2 separate regions of the Mus musculus genome follow, and region 2 is linked to region 1. A link is a contact called in ENCODE POLR2A ChIA-PET data. All regions are on one chromosome and are shown on one strand. The core of a region is the stretch at or near the end of the contact, and the rest is flanking DNA. Distances in the headings are between cores, read along the strand shown. Region 1 holds the start of Oat (ornithine aminotransferase). Region 2 holds the start of Chst15 (carbohydrate sulfotransferase 15).

Evidence for each region. ChIA-PET counts read pairs that join two places held with the same protein, here RNA polymerase II (POLR2A).
Region 2: POLR2A ChIA-PET joins it to region 1 with 11 read pairs in Patski. The contact joins the promoter of Chst15 here to the promoter of Oat in region 1. POLR2A ChIA-PET finds 5 or more read pairs at or near these places in 2 of 5 experiments (Patski and embryonic stem cell).

Annotation. Positions count from the first base shown.
Region 1 is chr7:132,574,914-132,579,557 of GRCm38, reverse strand. It overlaps Oat (ornithine aminotransferase), which reads left to right and starts at 3,160. Exons shown (of 10, transcript NM_016978.2): 1 at 3,160-3,263.
Region 2 is chr7:132,315,271-132,320,334 of GRCm38, reverse strand. It overlaps Chst15 (carbohydrate sulfotransferase 15), which reads left to right and starts at 3,107. Exons shown (of 8, transcript NM_029935.6): 1 at 3,107-3,288. It overlaps Gm10584 (predicted gene 10584), which reads right to left and starts at 4,671. Exons shown (of 1, transcript NR_028578.1): 1 at 2,044-4,671.

The DNA.
Region 1 (4,644 bases), core at 1,911-4,410:
TTACAGGCAGTTGTGAGCTATCTGAAGAGGGTGCTGGGAACTGAACCAGTACATGCTCTTAATCACTGGGCTGCGTCTCAACTTTGTCTTTTTGAAACAGAATCTTTCTGTGTAGCCCGGGCTGGTCTCACACTTGCACTGATCCTTCGGCCTCTGCTTCCCCAGTGCTGGGATTGCAGGAATGTGCCACCAGGCCTGGCAACACACAGGTTTTTAGTCAATAAATATTGAGAATTGTCGACTTCAGAAACCAAAGTGTTCATTCCCTTTCCAGGTGAGAGGAACTCAAAATCGCAAGGTTTCTGTTCGTAATCACTGAAGGAGCGTTTCCCGATTGTCTCTTTCCCTTCCTTTTCACATGGGTTCACCTGTTATGAAACTCCACACAGAGTCAAACATTAATGGCACTCAAGGGACATTTGTCAAACTAACTTGTGGATTTAACTTGGTTATCTGCTCATAGGATTGTTTCTATTTATTTGGTTGGTTTGGTTTTCAATACATCCTGACCAGTTTACCCCACCTCCTCTTTTTCTCCCATTCCCCACCCCACTCCACCCCACCCCAGTCCCCTCTCCCCACCCACCCCTTTTCTATTTCCCCTTAGAAAAGAGCAGATCTCCCAGGAATAGCCACAGAACACAGCTAAGAAGATACCATAAGACTAGGCACAAACCTTCATATCAAGTTTGGGTGAGACCACCCAGTAGGAGGAAAAGGGTCCCAAGAGCAGACAGAAGAGTCAGAGACAGCTGTTAGTCCCACTGTTAGGAGTCCCACAAGAACACCAAGCTAACAATAAGAACATATGTGGCGGAGGGTTAATGCAGACCAATGCAGGCTCTGTGATTGCCGCTTCAGTCTCTGGGAGCACTGCAGGAGCTTTATCGCTAGGCTCTACGGTTCCTGCAGAAGTATTTGCTTGAATCTGTTGGTGGCGTTAGACTCAACAATCCCTGCCATGTGGGCTCTGACTCTTCTTCATGTTGAGTTTTTAGATTGTGCAAATGCAATCAGAGCAGCTCTGTTTCTCGGAGGGAAAAGGCTACTCCAAGGTGCAGGTTGTTCTTTCTTGGCTACAATTAGTGATGGGAAAAAAAAAAAGCAACCAAGTAGGAGGGAAACCATAAATTTTTATCATGCTCTTTGTACCCAGTGCCATTCTCTGATAAGTGAGAAGTGATAAAACTCAGACATTCCCAGAGGTTTCTTGCTTATGAAATCCTTTTCATCAAAGAGCACCCTACCTGCGAGTTCAAAAGGATTGCCACATGTTTTGATGTTACCCTTAGTTCTCCTGATGAGCTCAGCTGCTCCTGCTTGCCAAGGCATAACAAGATGGCCCTGGCTTTACCCATTTGTCCTGGCTTACAGAGCAGAATCACAAAGAAGCAGTTCCTTTCTGACCCCAGGGGAGGAAGGGTCAAACCCCCAAGAGGTTGATCATACTGAAGTAGGTGGTATGAAAGGAATAAAAATGAAAAAGATAAAGTTATCCACTCATAATAATGAGCCTTAGAGGGTAATTAATGGTCATTATAGTAATGAAGTAATGATCTGGGCAAATGACCTTAGCCAAGGATAGGATGAGCCCAGTAGGCTTGCTCAGTGCTCCTGAGGATATTGGATTCACTGCTCTATCTCTGAGCCCACACTACTTTCTTGCCCCTACTGACCAGGTCAACTAAGACATTCCCTGCTATGGCTGTTGAATGTCTTCTATTTGTCTCTCTACCTGGGTCTTCTTTTGTTTGTCTTTACATGTGTCTGGTGTGTTTGTGTACCAGTGTTTGCATGAGTGTGGGTACACAAGGTCTGGTGTCTTCCATGATTGATTCCTACGTATTTAAATATATTTAATTGAGCCTGGGTTTCTCACTTGAACCCAGAGCTCTAGGAATTGTCCTGTCTCTACCTCCCTGAACGCTGGGATTTCAGATGGGTCTCGATGCCCACTCAGCGTTTATGTAGGCTCTGGGGACCTGAACTCTGGTCTCTTTATGCTTGCCCAACAATCACTTTACCTACTGAACCATTTCCTCTGCTCTTTCCCATCCCACTTTCTTTTCCTCCTCTTTCTGATCTTGCTCTGTGTCTAGGGAGGCTAGTTTGTGGGGATTGTCTTTTCTCTTGTTTTCTCAAGTCAGGGTTTCTCTCTGTACCTCTGGCTGCCCTGGAACTCTCTCTGTAGACCAGGCTGGCCTAGAACTCATAGAGATCCACCTGCCTCTGCCTCCTGAGTCCTGGGATTAAAGGTGTGCACCACCACCACTACTACCACCAGTCTTAACAGACTCCTTAGGCTCCTGGCTCCCTCCAAGTAGTCTTTCCTCAAACTCCTCTCTCTTTGGGGTTCTAGAAACCCCACATCTAGCCCTGGATACGTGGACTGACAGTGGCTCTCCCTGGTGTGCCAGTCCCTCCATCCTTGTGCTTTCTTATTCACACACATTCTTTCCAAACTGGAGTGTGAAATCTTTCTGCCTGACCCTGAAGTGTAAGGTAGTGAATCACTGGCCCTCTGTGGTCTACAGCTTTTGGTACAGGATTGGATAACTCTTCTATTCTCTTCATATTTTCTGATTTATAACGAGCGTTATAGACAAAAATGATACCTAAGCACCTTCTGATTGTGTTTATCCTGCAATATCCTTTTCCGGTTTGAGTTTTAACCATGGTAGTGGAGGGAGTGCAGGCAAGTCTATACTGCGTAGCTGTCATTTCCAACCACTTATAACAACAGTTAATAACATCCGGGCGGCGTTTTACAGCTGCAGAGATGATACTAGAAGCATCAGTAATCTGTTTTGTCATTTTGGTACGTGAGGGTTCAAGGTCATGTGGTTTCAGCATTTAAGATATGATGTTGCTCCCAACAGGCTCTTTCAGGAAAGGTTTTGGAAGGTCCCTGGGCTAGAGAAACGCAGTGAGAGGCCACCATTCCTTCGGGCCTCCGTTCCCCTTCGGGTAAAAGAAAGCGAACTGCTCCAAGTTCAGTGCAGAGCTCAAGCGCCACAGGCACAAAAGCAGACTGCGCACTTGGGGAAGGCAGCAGAACTTGGCGCCCGGAGGCTCAAGGCCGGGTGGGTGGGGCGAGAGTGAGCCTCTTGTGATTGGTGTGCGGCCCTCCGCCTTAACCAATGAACTGAGAGAACGGGCGGGGGCGGGACAGACACGTCGTCTTAAACGACCTGACGCGCCGGGCAGCCACATCGCGCTTCGTGGCTGAAGTACAGTCAGTGTCGCTTAGCGGACGCTGTCAGGTACGACGTACGCGCCGGGGCTGGGCCAGAGCGACTAGGGCCCACTCGGTGTTCTGGAGTCTCCGCCGGGGCAACACTGGAATCTCCGGGTCTAGGGCGCCACGCAGGCCCGGGGTGGGGCGGGCTCGGCGTGAGGACGGGCGGGGCACGGCTTGGGCTCACTGTCCCCGGGGGACTCGGCTAAGGGGACTGGGGCCTTGGAGGTCTCGACTTTGAAAAGGCGGCGTTGAGGGCGCGGGGCACCACGAGCAGCTTGGCGGGGGGTGGGTGGGGGGTGGGGGTGGGAAGAGGAGGGAAGGACCCGATCCCTGGGGACAGAACTGCGAACTTGTGGTCGCGTCACCGGGAGGGGGCGCTGATGCGGACCAAGTCCGAGCTCCTTGGGCAGCTTTTACGTCTCGTGGCAGATCATACCCATCCCTCCCCAATCCCCACTTCTCTTCAGTCCTAAACCAAATAAGAGGATTGAGGAAGTGACGTGCACTCTGTGATGAGATGGTGGCTAAGGATTGGCCCACAGGGCTCTCTGCACGAAGAGCCCCCTCCTTAGGCCTTTGACAAGCTATGTTGAACCTCAGTAAATTCCAGTCTAATTGTGGGGAGCTCTTGCTGCCAGCAAATCTTGCCTCAGGCCTACAGCAATGCCCGGGAGTACATTTACCTTGTAGATGTGTCAAGATATATTAAGGGAGGAGTGGTTTTGGAATGAAGTGGCTTTGCTACTTGAATAACCTCTGATTTCTCCACCCTAAATTTTCTTGATCAAACTTGTTAGTGTCTGTAGGTAAATTAATTTTATGTAACTTGTAACTGTACTTTAAATTGTATGTGTGTGATCAGGAATGAATGCGCCATCCGAGGCCAGAGGGATTCGATACCCCTGGAGCAGTTCTTGATAGTTGTGCCATGTAATGTGGGTGTTAGGAACCAAACTCTGGTCTTCTGCAAGCATAGTAGGTGATCTTAACTGCTGAGCCATCTTTCCAGCCCCTAAAACTTTAATTAGTACATATTTTAAAAGGTATTTTTTCCTGTCTCATCTATTTACCTTCCGGTCTACTTTTACTATGGTTATATGGATATGTATTTTATGCTCTTTGCAGAGTTCTTGAGGATGAGCCAAACTGTATACCTGTATACTTTTTTTTTTTTTTAGATTTATTTATTTATTATACGTAAGTACACTGTAGCTGTCTTCAGACACTCCAGAAGAGGGCATCAGATTTCATTATGGATGGTTGTGAGCCCCCATGTGGTTGCTGGGATTTGAACTCAGGACCTTCAGAAGAGCAGTCGGTGCTCTTAACCACCGAGCCTTCTCCCCAGCCCCCAAACTGTATACTTTTAAAAATAGTAATGAATGGGTAGTGATGTGGAGGTG
Region 2 (5,064 bases), core at 1,858-4,357, 260 kb after region 1:
GTTGTTACAGATAGCTGTGAGCCATTATCTGGGTGCTGAGAACCAAATCCAGGTCCTCTGTAAGAACAGCCAGCACTCTTAACTGCTGAGTTATCTCTCCCATCTCCATGCTCAGCGTGTTTCCAATGTTTGCCACTGCTGTGATGCAGCAGTCAGCTCCTGCCAAAATAATGCTGTGCAACAAAACAGCTTACATCAAATTAGCATTTCCCCCTACCGTGTGTGTGTGTGTGTGTGTGTGTGTGTGTGTGTGTGTGTGTGTGTGTGGTGTGTGGTGTGTGGTGTGTGTGAGTCATCTGGAGCTGGGGTGACTTGGCTCCAGGGTGCAAGCTGAACTCAGGTCTGCTTCATGGGTGTTCATTCTGGAGCCTTGCTGGAAGAGAAAGCTCCTTTTTAAGATATGCTTTCTAGAAGGTGGGCCACTAAAATACAACAGAGCAAGCCAGAAGTTGGAAGAGCAACCTCTGACTCAGTTGTTCTTCAATATCAAAATTGTCAAACAAAACAAAACAACCAAATTACAAAAAAAGAAAAAAAGAAAAAAACAAAAACAAAAACAAAAAACCACCACCACCACAACAAAAAAACAACCCAAAAACCAAGTGGAAAGTCGAGTCGTGGAGAGGTGTAGCCTGTACACCATGGGGTGGTGGCTGGGGAGCTGTATGTCATTGTTAGCATTTGGAAGTGTGTCTGCTAAGTGTGCATAGAGTAAAATGTAATCCGAATTGTGATATTAAAGAGTAGAAATTTCACTCAACTATAGGTGAGGCCTCTGCTCTGTAATCAGAATCAAAAAAGGTCATAAGTGTGGGACGTACTGTGATCAGATACCTGTGGCTTTATAAGAGAGAGACCAGAACACACAGAGACATGTGCTCCCCCCACCCCCACCCCCTGGCTGTGTGATGGACTGAGCCACCTTGGGAGTCTGTCAGATAGACTCTTGAGCCTCCAGGAACATGAAGTAAGCAAACCCCTTTTCTTTATAGTGCTTCCCAGCTTCAGGTATTTTGTTATAGTGACACAAAATGTACTTGTGTAACCACTGTGGAAGACTGAGGAGCTAGGAGCAATAACTCAATGGCATGAGCTGCTCAGCAGTGCTCAGTAGGTGGTGGAGATAGAATCTGAACCTAGGCAACCTGGGATGAGTGTCTGGGGAGGGCATGGGTGTGCTTATTGTCTTAAGCTTTCTGTATTTGTTTCTCTCTGTTTCAGGCGTTTTGTTTGTTTGTTTGTTTGTGTGTGTGTAGTCTTGGCTGTCCTGGAACTCACTTTGTAGATCAGGCTCCACTCACAGAGATCCACTTGCCTCTGCCTCCAAAGTGCTGGAATTAACGGTGTGGACCCTATTGCACACCCCCCCCCCCCGTCCACTTTTGTCTCTTACGTAGGAATTGCTGAAGGCCTGAGCTCCAGCTGTCTTCACAGACCTACCCATCCATTCTTCTCTCCCTGTCTTCATTCACACGAGGCAACTGGGTGTTGTCAGAGCTTTTTGGAATAACAGGCTAATTTTTTGAAGTTAATGTTGAGGGGGGAAAATTAAAAAAAAAAAAAAAAACCCTTCTTCAGGTAAGCTCAGGAACATATATAATACCTTGGAAAGTCCTGGTGGAACTCATATCAAAGTGGCCCAGGGATTTTACTTAAAAACAATTTGTTCCCATGTCAGCTGTGATTTCTGACACCTGAATTTGAAAGTCATCTGGGTGGGCCCAGCGCTATCCCCATAATGGGGCATGTATTGGAAAGTCCCCATACGTGTGGCCCAGGGATCATGTTCCACACACTCTTACAGGAAGGGATTTCCTCCTTGCTGTTTCCAAAGAACCTTCACTGTGTTTGCTTAAACCGGCCGCATGCCCTGGTCTGACAGCTGCCTGGCCCAGGACTTTGCTTGTAGGCGCCTGCACAACCCACCCTCTTAAACAGCAACCTGCACTGTGTCCCAGTGCAATTACTCGAATATATAAACCTTACTGAAAGGCAGTCTTTTCTCCGGAGCTAATAAATAAACCCCAAAGCCACAACGTGTGTAAGACCATGAAAAATGGCATCATTATCTATTGGGAATTGTGAACTCTGCAAAAACCAGCTCATTGTATTTTTAGAAAAAAAAAGGTTTTTGTTTAAAAAAAATAATAAAGACCTCCAAATCACTAAGCCAAGTCTACATGGGGGGAAAAGCAATCCAGTCTACCGACTGGGAGGGCAGTCTCACTGCTTCATTAATCTTTCTTTGCAGATTTTTATATAAGAGGCAGTATTTGTTGGGAAGCTAGACAGTGGTTTTTAAGAACTCCCCTGTCATCCAGGGTTCCTATCTGCAGTCGTGACCCTCTGATTGTGACCTCTGACTCAGTCGCCGTGGATGCTGAACCAGAACTCTAGGACTTTGGGGGGTGAGGTGGGAACCTCAAACAAGACTGAAAGGGGCTCCCGTTCTCTAGAATCACCTTTAGCACATATGCCAGCATTTTACAGTTAGGGAGCATTTTCCCGGTTGCTTCAAGAAAGAAGATGCTGGACTCTGGCCATAGGAACGTGGGCAGACCCAAGACTGTGGCTTCTATCCTATTCCCCAGAGTCTGGGGTTTGGTGCTCCAAAGGCTGTCCCGAACAAGTCTTAAGAGTTTAAGGTGTCATATTTTATGTTAACTGATTTCATCTTCAGCCCACAGCCGATCACTGGAGCCTTTCCTTGAAGCAGTCCCAGTAGGCCACTGCGGCAGTGGTACTCGGGGTCCTGTAGAACCTTACCTCTCAGAAGAAGCAAACCTACAGGGCCCAAGAGCTAGGCAGCCTTTGTAGAATGCAAAAATACAACAGAGGGCGCCGAAACCACTCGCGTCAGTGGCCTTGAATATCAATGTATGGGCTGTCTCTAGACTGCCAAGTTCCTTAAAACTGTTTCTGGTAGCCGGGTCACTGCCACACACACCAGGTTTCGGTTTTGTCTTGTCGGAGTCACCGCAATACACAAACTGTATTTACTTGCTGGGCGAGGGGGCGGGGACCAAACCCACCGCTCAGCAGGGCGCGCACGCCTTGATCTTGCATTCCAGACTCGAGCTGATGTGTGTCAGCGCGACATGGGGCGGGGGGAGGGTTCTGTTCAGAGGTTTCATTCGCCATCTGCAAGTCACTCCCAAACTTTTCCTCCCAGCGCTCGGGGAGTCAGGTTGACGCGCCCTGGGTGCGGGGTGCTAGGCGCGGGGCTGGGCGCGCGCTCCCGCGGAGTCGGAGCTGCAGAGGCTTCCGAGATCGTCTTGGGCTTTTCAGGTACAAGTTGGGCTCTGGGTGACTGGGCAGGGGGTGGCGAGTAGCGGCGGGCGGAGGTTTGGCTCTGGGTCCCGGTGCCCCTCTGCGGGTTCGCCCAGGTTGGCGGGGAATGGGCGCTGGGAGTCCGGACCGCCAGGGCTGTGTGCAGCTTCACTCCCTGCGCGGAGGCTCCGGACGCGGAGGCGGCGGCGGCCCAGGCAGACAATGAACTTGGAGCGCGCCGAGCTCCGGCAGGTTTGGGCCCGCACCCCTCGGTCAGGCCTCCTCGCTACAGGCACGGTCCCCTGTAGGAGGCGTCCTTTTCGCTGCGCGGTCCTGGCCGTGCTCTAGGTGCCCAGCACGCCTGGGGACCCTGCGGGAAGGACTACCGGTGGCGGAGCCGGGGCTCACACGCCCCCTCCCTAGACAGAGCGAATGTGGTCCGAGCTCCAAGACAGAGGACCGGGTGCTGGCGTGGTGGCGCTGTGGACAGCTGGAGGCCGGCGGAGGACGCACGCCGCGGGGCACGCACCGGCTAGCTGTCCCGCAGAACCGCCCCAAGGAGTCAGAATTCGCGCGACCCTGGGTCGGCCAGGAACTGAGAGGGAAGGACGACTGATATAAGGCCAATGAATAGACAGATCGGCGATTTTCTGGAGCGAGCTCTCCACAGGCAGAGCTGGGGACCGGGATTCCCCTAGTCGTGTTCACTGCCCCTCCCCCGCACACTTTAGGGGAAGTTTCCAGGCGTAGCCTGGGGCAGGTACGTGGGCATCTGCCACTGTCTCTGGGTACCAATCGGAGCCGCCTCGGGAATCCGGGCTCTAGCCGCACTGCCGCTCTGGGTGGGAAGGCTCGTGTGGGTCTCGGGGAACAGCCCCAGGCGTCAGCGTCTGTGGGAGCAAGATTCCCGAGGAGACACCGTGGGGACAGGCCTGGGAGGAACCGAGGGATCAGTCTCAACTTTTTTTACTCGCCGCTTTTCCCATCGTCGCTGTACCCTAGTCCCCGAAGCGGCCTGACTAGGGAGTCTCAGCTGTGTCTCCCGCCAGCTGGGGAGCAGAGAGCAGAACGAGGCAGCTCTGAGCTAAGCCGTGGGGGCGGCGGTGGCGGGTGGTGATGGTGGAAGCCGAGAAGGCAGGGGCCCGGACGCGAGGAGCGACGCTGAGGATGTTGATAGCGTGCTAGTCCGTGGGGCTGTGTGCTCCAATGGAGTGGAAGCGGGCGTTGTGTCTGGTAGCGGGTCTTGGCGCACTTGCCCATGTGGAGCCCGGGGGATCCTGGATGGCGGCAGGGCGAGGGGAGCCAGACTGTGCAGGGAATGAATGGAGAGCAGGGGAAGCGCCTTCTTTCTCCTTCTGGCGAATCGATTGGCCGGCTTGCGCTCATTTGTGTTCACGTTTAGGACTCCGAGGTCCCGCGCACCCTCGTTTTGACTGCCCCACCGTGGTCGAGTGTCCACGTTGCCTGCCTGCCTGCCTGTCTGGATCCGCTAGAGCGAGCAACCCAATGCTAGGGCTGGTTTGCTTACTGCTAGGCTACTGGTGGCTGGACGTGGGCACCTCTAGTAAGCGCGCTTTGTCCGGGTTGGAACCTGGGGGTGGGAGTGGGGGTGGGGCACCTTGTCCTAAGTCTTCTAATAGATCTGCTGGACTCTCACTGTGGCGAGTAAGTTAATGGCATGGAGTTTCCAGGAATGAAGTTCAGGAAAGCCTTGTGACAGCCTGTGGCCAGCGACTCTGAGCTGGTTACTCTTTTATCAACTGCTACTTCGTTCGGGCCGGTGGGGTGCCTCTG